Linked DNA regions of Mus musculus: all the other regions are linked to region 3. Evidence: chromatin loops called from intact Hi-C (ENCODE). Cell type or tissue: heart. All regions are shown on one strand. Region 1 overlaps Gm30590 (a long non-coding RNA gene). Region 2 overlaps Smox (spermine oxidase). Region 3 holds the start of Cenpb (centromere protein B). Region 4 holds the start of Mavs (mitochondrial antiviral signaling protein).

Region 1 (2,500 bases), 180 kb after region 3:
ATTAGGCCAATCTTTATTCCTATCTATTAATAGTGTCTATGGTGTTAGGGGAGGGGTATTCACACACCATGATGTGTGAATGCATGTCAAGGATAACTTTGGGAATCCGTTCTCTCCTGCATTACAGACAGGTTCTAGGTATCAAGTTCAAGTTATCAGGTTTGTATAGCAAACACCTTTACCCACTAAGCCATCTCCAAGGCTCCCTTAAGATCAATTCCTTATATAAAACACATCATTGTAGTATGCAAACTTACTTTTGTCCTTAATAAGTGGTACAATTCCATGTGTACCAAAGAATTGTTTTAAAATAATTGTTGTGATTTATTATCAATAGTGTTGAAGTGGTGTGCTTATATATCTGCACAGATTATGTACCTATTTCGTGGGATTGCATAAAAAAATCTTAGGCAAGAAGGGATTGTGAGTGAGAAAAGTTTAAGAAATCTTGGTATAAGAAAAATCTTTGTAGTTTCCTCTTATTTTTACTGTGAACCAAAAATTAATCTTTTAAAAAACAGTTTATTTTATTATACAGTGTGTCTGTGTGTTGAGGGTTGGTCCTTTGCTATATGCTGTAATGCTAAATATTGGTCCCCAAGGCCTGGCTGCATACAGGATGAGAGAATCTACTGTAGACCCAAGTGACTCTATGTGACCACGCCCCCAAGTTATCCCTGATTGGTAAATAAAAATGCCTACCGCCTATAGCTGGGAAGAATTGTGTTAGGCTTGGCTTAGGGTTCCCAGGCTTGGACCATGAGGAGAACCATGAGGAGAGAGAGAAGGTGGGAGAGAGGAGGAAGTAGCCATGGGTTAGGGGAGTCATGAAAGCACGGCCATGAGGGCTGGCCAATTGAAGTTAAGAGCAGCCCAGACAGAACATGGTAAATTATAATTTGGGGTTATTGATGGGAAAATAGAGTCTAATAGCCCAGCTGTAGTGCTGATTAAGACTTATTATAAATATGAACATTGTGTCTTTTATTGAGGAACTGAATGGCCAAAGACAGGGTAGAAACCCTGGATTTAGATGAACTAACTTTCTTTCTTTCTTTCTTTCTTTCTTTCTTTCTTTCTTTCTTTCTTTCTTTCTTTCTTTCTTCCTTCCTTCCTTCCTTCCTTCCTTCCTTCCTTTCTTTCTTTTTCTTTCTTTCTTCCTTTCTTCCTTTCTTCCTTCCTTCCTTCCTTCCTTCCTTCCTTCCTTCCTTCCTTCTTTCCTTCCTTCCTTCTTTGCTTCTCTCTCTTTCTTTCTTTTTTTGAATAAATAAAAAGATCATATTATATTTTGTTATTTGTTTATTTATTTGAAGGTCCAAGTGCATTGAGAAGTGCCTGTGGAGGCCAGAAGAGGTCATCAGATCCTTTGGAGTTGGAATTATAGGCAGTTTTTAAGTCATCTAACATGCTATTGGGAATTAGATTGCAGTCCTCTAAAAAAGCAGCAAGCATGTTTTAACTGCTGAGTCCTCTCTCCAGCTTGTGTGCATCTTTTCCTTAGTTTTTATTTATTTGTTAGCAGTTGTATACATATACACAGTGTATTATGATTAAGTATTTTAAAACACATTTTATTCTTGCTATTGTTGTTGTTGCTATTTTAGTCTGGGTCTTACTGTGCAGCTATAGCTGGCCTGGAAATTGCTATGTAGACCAGGATGGCCTAGAATTCACAGAGATCTTCCTGCCTCTGGCTCCCCAGTGCTGAGATTACAGGTGTGTGCCACCATTCTGGGCATAAAATGTTACTTTTAAATGATGTCTTTTTGTTTCTACCCACTGACAAACACTCCCACCCACTCCCACCTTCTTTGAGAATCTCCACCTGTACCCATTTCTGTCTTGGCATTGGGTACCCTTTGAAGTCTCTACTCAGTTGCATATTGTCTCTCCCACAGACTGTGAACATTTCAGTTGCAGAAGCAGGAGTGTCTTCTCAGGACACGTATGTCCTCAGTCTGGTGAACAGTGGATATATGGTGGTTGTCTGGGGAGGTGATGTTTGCTGGTAGCTCAGAAAGGTTCCATAGAGAAGAAGGCTGAGTTATTTTTCTCTTAGCCCCCACACGCTTGTTCAAACACATGAGTCTATGTGGGCTATACGTAGCTATAGCATAAGGCAAAATACATTTAGTCCAACTTCAGAACTTCTCATAGTCTATAACACTCTCAAAAGTCCAAAGTTCTAAGTCTCCTCTGAGATTCATGCAATCTCTTAACTGTGAAATCAAGGCAGTGGTGGCACATGCCTTTAATCCCAGCACTTGGGAGGCAGAGGCAGGCGAATTTCTGAGTTTGAGGCCAGCCTGGTCTACAGAGTTGAGTCCCAAGACAGCCAGGGCTACACAGAGAAACCCTGTCTTGAAAACAAACAAACAAACAAACAAAACAAAACAAAACTGTGAAATCAAAATAAAAAGACTATGTACTCCCAACATCACAGGATAAACATTACCATTACAAAATGTCATAGTGAGGAAACACTGGACCAAACCAAGAC
Region 2 (2,500 bases), 330 kb after region 3:
TTTCCCTCCCTCCCTCCCTCCCTCTATAACCCCCACCCCTTAGGAAAAAAAAAAACAAGTGGGGAAAGTGATTAAAACTAACAGCAAAGGTTGATTGAGCCTGGCATAGCAGGCTCTCTGGATATGTCTTCTCTGATTTTTCAGTTGGGCCTCATGGTGCATGGACACAGTGTGGTAAGATTGCCATGGTAGACATCCTCTGCCGTCTGTGGCTCTCTGTGGCCTCTGGCTTCTTGTGGGCAACAGGGGTGGATGGAGCTGGTTTGGGACAAGACTCATGGAAGACCAGTACTGTAGAGTTAGCTGGGAAGGTCAGTGGGTTAGGACCCTCGCAGGTCCTGTGCTGTTTGCATCTGATACCCTTGTCCAGGGTCTCTGAGATTTGGTGTTGGGAATGGAGGGGTCTTTCTGCAGTCATCTATAAGATGGCTTGTGGTCCTTTTCAGAATCCTGTCATTTCTACAGTTCCTGCATGTGTCAGGTCCTTAAATGCTGATAGTCTTATAATAACCTTATTTGACTGTCAACAGCAGTGTATAGTCATGCCTAGGGGAAGAAAGGTCAGGAGGTCTCTTCTGGCTTTTAGAAGGTAGCGTCAGGGATCCTGTGATAAGCAAGACCCCCCACCCCCACCCCAGGTTTTGCTTTTCTTTTTTTAGGTAATGTCTTTCAATGTATCCCAGGTTAGCTTGAACCTCATGATCTTCCTGCTTTAGCCTTCCCAGTACTGGAATTACAGGCATATTTGGCCGCAGTCAGTGTGAGAACTCCAGTTCAATCCCTTTTACACCTGCTTTACATAGTAGCATTTCAAGACCTGGCTCCACTTTTAAGCTTTACAAACACTGCCACCTTCCCACCCCTTTATTGCAAAAGTGAGGCTGTTGGAGTGTCTCTGGGGCCAGGGTGCTATCAAGGGGATTCCCCACTTTTCCAGCGTATGGGCTGGGGCACGCAGCGGTGTCAGGTCTCACCTGTTGCATGGGCACCCTGGCGTCATTACAGCTGACGCAGGCCCTCCACAGCACTCTGTGTGTTTGCTAGCTTCTCACAGCGTTGGCGGTGGCTGGCAGACTTCCGGTGGCATCACCACTGACCCTGCCAGCGCGTGCAATCCGCCACATCCTCACCTCTAAATTTAGTGCACAGGAACCTAGGCAGAGGAGAAGGGAGGGAGAGACTTCAGAAGCCCGGCTTGGCATGTTCCCTAGAGGGTGGGGGCCTAAAAGAAGGGGGAGAGGGTAGTGGAGGAGGAGGGGGAGGAGGAGGCAGGAAAGGCTGGCGCCCACCTTTTAGTGGCCTCTCGAGCAAAGCCTGGATTGCCCGGGAGGGATTCTGGGTCTCTAGCGCCATCTGCTTGTAGTTTAGGAAGCATGTTCTAGCTTGACTTGGCTAGTTGAGTCTGGGAGTGGAGTAGGAGGCTCGCTAGAGGAAGCACATCTGTCTAGGCCCATACATCACATGGAATAAGTTGGGGGAGAAGCAGCCTCTTAGCCTGAGCATATTTAGGAAAAAAAGCACCTACTTCGCTAAACCTGCAAGTGTTAGAGGACACTGTACTGGGGAAAATGGAAACCTTGGAAGGAAGTGGACATGTCTTGGCATGCTGTGTAACCTCCATTCCGATCCAGGTAGATCTGCTCCCTCCACTGCAGCAAGCTCCCCTTACTATTCTCATTCATGTCCCCTTTCCCTTAATCTCTGTCCTCAACAGATTGTTTGCCTTTCCCTGAACTTCGTGTGAATAGAGCCACACAGTATGTGCAGCTCGGAGTCTGGCCTCTGGCTCAGTCACGTTCATAGGTGCATCTGTGCTGCTGTTGGAGCACAGCTGCTTGTTTCTGTAGTTGCTGAGTTTTGCATGGCATGAGAGTACTACACGGTTTGAGCATCTGTTCTCATTGGTGGGCTTTTGGGTTGTTTCCAGATTTGGTTAGTGTGATAAAGCTATAAATGTCTTTGACATGTCTATTTGGAGGGATGTGCCTGATTTTTAAAAGTGGATTGCTGTGTGGAGGCTGGGAAAGGCCACACTTGCTTCATGGGTGTGGGTGACGGGTTTTTATTTGCTTCTTGGCTTGTGAACTAGCAGCTTCTGTCCATCTTTATTTCCTCATTCGATCTTGGTACTATTAAATTCTGCGGCATCTGTGACTCAAACCTTAGTTGAGACAACTGATCTTTTACGTTGCTGAGTCAGGGAATGAAAGGGATAGGACAGGAGCTGAATTTCAAAGTATTCTGGCCATTCTTAGACTAGAGGAGCAGTGTATTCCAGCCCTGGGCCACCTTCTCGCCCTACATTACCAGCTGCCCAAGCCTGGCGTCTCTAAGCAAGCTGGCAGCGTATAACTGTCAATTTGATGTCTGGTCTCTGGTGCCACGGGTCATCACTATCCAGTGTTTCCTGGGTTCATTGCTGTTTTGTGGTGACTGGGGGCCTGGGTGGATGGAGAAAGGACCTACCCAGAATAGCAAGGCTTGTTGGATACTAGCTCTT
Region 3 (2,500 bases):
CTGCTGCCATTCGAGTGTCCAGAGCTTTCAAGTACTTAGCCAGAGCCTGGGTGGTGACTCCACCCTTCGAGTTGGCAGTGTAGTCGCAGGGCAGACCACCTTGCCCTGCACGGGGCTTGGCAGATTTGCCTGCGACCAGTGGGGGAAGCTTCTCGCTGCCATCGGCGTTGGCGCACAGCAAAACGCTAAGGCGCTGGGTGGCCTGGCGCGCCGGTCCATCACCTCCCCAGAGCCCTGAGGCCTGGTCCGACAGAAAGTCGTACCACAGGCTGGTCTCGGTGGCGCTGAACACGTCCTGCGAGGCGTAGCCCTCAGCTACCGACGGCGGCTGCTCCTCCCTCGTGTGCCAGCCGGGTGTGCTCCCACCGCTGCCCTCGGAGGGCACCGTGGCTGGGCCGGCAGGTGCCGCTGGGGCCCGAGGGGCAGAGCTTCGCGCCCGAGAACGGGTCACGCCGCTGCAGGCCACTACACCGTGGCGCCTGCGGAAGCGATCCAGCCAGCCGTTGGAAGCAGTGAAGTCGTCCATGCCCAGCTCCTCCGCTATCCGCAGCGCCTTCTCTTTCAGGATGATGCCCTTGACCGGCAGCCCGGCGGCGCGGATCTGCTGGAACCAAGCGATGAGAAGCCCCTCCAGCTTGTCGTACGGGGACAGCTTGTTGGTCTTGCGGCAGGTGGAGGCCACTCCGTACTTGCGCTCCGACGCCAGGATGGCGCGCTTGTTCTTCAGGATGGTGCTCAGCGTGGACGGCGGGATGTTGAAGCGCCGCGCGATCTCGCCCTTGCGTAGGTCCGGGTTCTCCTCCACCTCCTGGATGATCCGCGACTTCTCCCGGAACGTCAGCTGCCGCCGCTTGGGGCCCATCCCGGCGCGCCCTCCGCCCCGGGGCCCGGCACCGCCGTCGCCGCCCCGGGGCGGGGGGCCCGGGCCCGCGGCGGGGGGGGCACCTGGTGGCCTCTCCGCGCGCCCCGCCCGAGACAAAGCGGCTCGCGGGGCGGCGGCGGGCGGTGGCGAGCGGCGCGGGCGGCAGGACGTGCCCAGCGGGGAGCGCGGCGCGGCGCGGGGCGGAGCGCGCGCGGGATCTCGCGGGAAGCGGGGGGACGCTGGGCGCCGCCTCCCGGACCCCGCGCCGCTGCCCGGACCCGCCGCCGGGGGCGCTGAGGCCCGGACTGTGCGCCTCGGCCACGCGCGGGAAAGGTCATCGGCAGAGACAAAACGCACTTAGGCACCTGGACAGATGCGCAGGGACCTTTTGGTGCTCTCCGGTCTGCTCTTTCCTCCAGAGGCGGCTAGCTGGCATCAGGCTGCTTAGACTGCGTTTTAATTGGTTGGCGTCAAGCGATTAGGATTTTTTGCTACGTGTAAATGCAATTGTCTGTATGCTTCTTTTTAAATAATTGTCTTTATGCATGTGAATGTCTGCCTGTGTGTAGGCGCTCCTGCATGCAGATGCCCAAGCAGACCAGAAGAGGGCTTCAGACAGGAGTAGGATTGCAGGTAATTATGAATTGCAACATGGGTGCTGGGATCCAAACCTCTTGAGAGCAGCCTGTGCACTTTAAGTGCTGCGCCTTTTTCTCAGACACCTAACATGAACTTTAATGGTGTATACTCTTCCAAATGTGAAAGAGCCAATCTATGGTTACGCAGTTATGTTATTGTAAAGACAACATAGCATTTAAATCCACTTGATGGTGTTAATGACATTTTAAAAATTCTAGCAATTTTTGTGATGGCGCATGCCTTAATCCCAGCATGAGGGAGACAGAGGTAGGTGGAGGTTGAGCCAAGCCTGGTCTCCAGGGCTGTTTGTTATGCAGAATACCACTTTCTTGAAAAACAAAAATAAACAAGATCTAGTAATTCAAATCCATAAACACTATTAACATCTGGGTGTTATTGGTTCCCCCCTCCCCATGCAAGTAGCCATATCTAAAACTACAAAAATGCGTATGTACATAAACATCTGTACAAATAAATCTTAAAACCTCCTCCTGCAGGACCAAACACGAAAGTGATGAACCCTTGAGGCAGTGCGCACAGTGCAGTGTTTTGCTTGCCTGTTTTCGTTTTGTTTGAGCAGAGTCTCATTATATAGCCTTGGCTGACCTGGAACTCTGTATTGACCTGTTATGGTCTGAAACTCATGGAGATTCTCCTGCTTTTGCCTCCCCAGTGTTGGGACTAAAGCATGTACCACCATACCAGACAACCCAAGAAACGAGAGAGAGAGAGAGAGAGAGAGAGAGAGAGAGAGAACTCTACAAAGACAAAACTCAAAACAAACAAGCAAAAGACCAGTAAAACAAACAAACAAACAAACAAATACCCAAAAAAGTCTACAAAAATACCATTGAGTTCATTTTGTGTTGACCAACTACACCTGGGCGTGGATCTGCCCTTGAGTGTGGTTGATATACTCTGACATTCCATGGGGAAAAAAACCCTGATTGTCCCTTTGCCAGTGGGTATCAGTTGCAGAGAGCATCTTGGTTTGGTATG
Region 4 (2,500 bases), 54 kb after region 3:
GTAAGCAAATGCCAATTAAATTTTCTAAGAGTTGCCATGCTCATGATGTCTCTTCATAGCAACGGGAACCCTAACTAAAACAAACAGTAATAAAATCTAATTTCATTCAAAGAGTTCCAGCATGGTGGCAGCTCTAACCTCAGTGCTCCCTTAGGCTTGTCTTTAAAACTGTATTAGATAGGAGATTATAGCATTAAGTATGTCATTGATGCATTTTTCAGCTTTTTTCCTGTTTTATATTTATGATGGGAGGGGTGATAAATGCCAATGCTTTTTGGAGTTAGTTCTCTTTCCATTATGCAGATTACAGTGGTCAGACTCAGATCTCTGGCTTGGCAAAAAGTGCCCTTACCTGCTGAGCCATCTCACCAGCCCCAGTTGATATATTTTTACATGTGCTCCAGCTGCGTACTCTCCACCTACATCGAGTTATAAGACATTTCTACCATCTAGCCGTGCTGAGGTAACTGATTTCTTTTTAACTATGTTCGTTTTTTACTTCTGGTTGAAAGAATTGACTGGAAGCGAAAAGCTTTCGTTCCTTTGTCTCTGTAAGCCAGTGGAGGTCAGAGGAGTCGGGTTACCCTGGTGTTGGAGCTATAAGCGGTTGTAGCTTGGTGCATATCCCCAGATAGATGCAGTCTTTTGCTGCATCCTGTTCCTACCAGCCCAGCTGGTGTCATCTGGCTAGGCACTCATGTCCCTATGACATTTTGTGCGACACTACGTTTATGGAGCACTGGAGACATAGGAGCAGATCACATGAAGACCCTCTCTCCTCCAGTACTTGGCTAGAAGATCTGCTTTGCCTGAGGAATGGAACGGAATCTAAGAACTGCAGTTTTCTGGGTATCTGGACTTCCCCTGAAAAGTGTTCTAGACTAAGCAGGAAGAAACAATCTCCCTAATGCACCTGCAGGAAATCAGAAGAGACCTCAAGCAAGGCCTGCGGGGCACCAGCCGCTAGACCAGCCGCTCCGGAACATCAGGACTCATCCACTGGCCCTGCGACCGGCCTAGCTCAGCTCCGCCCAGGCATCCCCAGCCCAGCCAACAGCCGTACTTCCAACTCTATCACAGTCTGGCTCTGCCAGGCCAATGACTGCGCTTCCGATCCCGCCCCTCCTCCCCACGCCTGACCAATAGCTGCGTGGCTGGCTTCGTCCCGCCCCCTTCATCTGCGAGGGCTCTGCACAGTCGAACGCGGTCAACCTGTTGCCTAGTCTGGTTTCTCTTGGTAAGTTTGCAGCCTGGGCGTCGGTGCTCAGGACTCTGTGTTCACTGAGATCCTTCAGGGAGGGAACCTTGGCTAGGGCCAGTTACGCCTGGGAGTCCGCATGGGCGCCCTGGGCCTGGGCGCGTGGGGTCGGAGAGGCTCCTGAACTAGGGGAGAATGAGGTCGGCCACACACGGATTCGCGACCCCGGCAGTTCCTTGATCCGCATCCAGCACCTTTAGCAAGCAGGTAGGTGGTGCCGAGAGTTTGCCCAGGCTGGACAGAAAGAACCTCGGAGTGCCCCCTGCTTCTCCCAGGCCCTGGTGACTCGAGCGAGGCCTGGCTACGAGCAACGACCTGTGGCAGCCGCGCCAGGGAGTAGGCCTGCCAGTCCGGGCTACGGCCTGATCCTGGATCTGGGCAGTTGCAGGCAATAACATCTGTTCAAAACAGCCTCCCTGCACTTGGAGACCTGAGTCCCGACAGGAATCTAGTCCGAGGCCAGGAGACTTGTCCCTCGGGAGTGTGGATATTTATTTCCACGACCCGGACAGAAGCTCTGTGGAAGTCAGGTCGGAAGCTTTGCTGTGTCCAGGACACTCTTGCCACCTCCCTTTCTGTTATAAGAAAGGGTCTGATATAAGAAAGAAGTTTGAGGAAAAGGATGAAATCAAAAGAAAGCAGAAAACAATGTTCTTTGGATACCGGGAAGCTTCAAAAACTTGAAGGGCATTCAGCCTCGATCTCAGAACTCAGGTGAATGTCAGTAAGGGCAGCATTGATGCCAGTTGTGTCTGAGAGACTTTTATGTCTTCAAAGAGCCTAAATGCTGCATCTTCTCACCCTATAGTCACATCCCCAGGCAGTGACCTTGGTGTAAAGAGGGGCTTTGTGGTTTTCCTGCTGCAGGGACCTCTATGCTGTTAGGTCATGGCAACAAGTCTGGGTACAAATTCCACACTGCAGGTCAGCCGTGTAGCTTGGTATCACTTCCTCTCTTGTGATTGTGTTAAAGGACATAAGTAAAAGGACCTCAGGCTGCCTCTGTTAACAGAGAACCTTCGAGAAATGAATAACTGTGAGCTTCCTCTGCTTTTGGTGGGGCTCCATGCCACTCCCCGCCCCCAGGCTGCATTCAGAGTTGTGGTTGGACTGCAGAAAACCAATAATTTGACTCCCTCATCGTCACATCTTTCTAGGTGACCTGGGAAAGGGGGAGGAAGGGTTTCATCAGGCTGGCCTCTACAGAGGCCTCATTTTTCATCCCCTGAAGGCTCAACAGAC

Evidence for each region. A loop is a pair of places that touch in the nucleus more often than their neighbours do. Peaks named below come from ENCODE experiments on the same cell type or tissue, not always from the same donor. Only the 100,000 strongest peaks of a DNase experiment are listed, where the experiment ranks them.
Region 1: a loop joins it to region 3, with 1.8 times the contacts of the local background. A loop is called at or near these places in 2 of 42 quality-filtered maps.
Region 2: a loop joins it to region 3, with 2.1 times the contacts of the local background. A loop is called at or near these places in 3 of 42 quality-filtered maps.
Region 4: it touches region 3 in a loop (3-fold over the local background); 2 of 42 quality-filtered maps call a loop at or near these places.

What each region holds. Positions count from the first base shown.
Region 1 is chr2:131,357,320-131,359,819 of GRCm38, forward strand. All of the region lies in intron 1 of Gm30590 (a long non-coding RNA gene), which reads left to right. Among named protein-coding and RNA genes, the nearest start is that of Rnf24, 5.7 kb to the left of the region's middle. In heart, a CTCF peak has its summit at 1,351 (motif pointing right); no DNase peak of the experiment used is centred here.
Region 2 is chr2:131,508,873-131,511,372 of GRCm38, forward strand. The region is part of intron 1 of Smox (spermine oxidase); the gene reads left to right. Among named protein-coding and RNA genes, the nearest start is that of Gm30732, 16 kb to the right of the region's middle. In heart, a CTCF peak has its summit at 1,366; DNase peaks (open chromatin) are centred at 1,199 and 1,359; H3K4me3 peaks cover 766 bases; H3K27ac peaks cover 1,773 bases.
Region 3 is chr2:131,179,015-131,181,514 of GRCm38, forward strand. It overlaps Cenpb (centromere protein B), which reads right to left and starts at 1,053. Exons shown (of 1, transcript NM_007682.3): 1 at 1-1,053. The coding sequence starts at 862. In heart, CTCF peaks have their summits at 1,191 and 1,396; DNase peaks (open chromatin) are centred at 57, 757 and 1,217; H3K4me3 peaks cover 1,823 bases; H3K27ac peaks cover 1,676 bases.
Region 4 is chr2:131,232,891-131,235,390 of GRCm38, forward strand. Mavs (mitochondrial antiviral signaling protein) reads left to right here and starts at 1,173. Exons shown (of 7, transcript NM_001206385.1): 1 at 1,173-1,237. In heart, no CTCF peak of the experiment used is centred here; a DNase peak (open chromatin) is centred at 1,111; H3K4me3 peaks cover 1,745 bases; H3K27ac peaks cover 1,962 bases.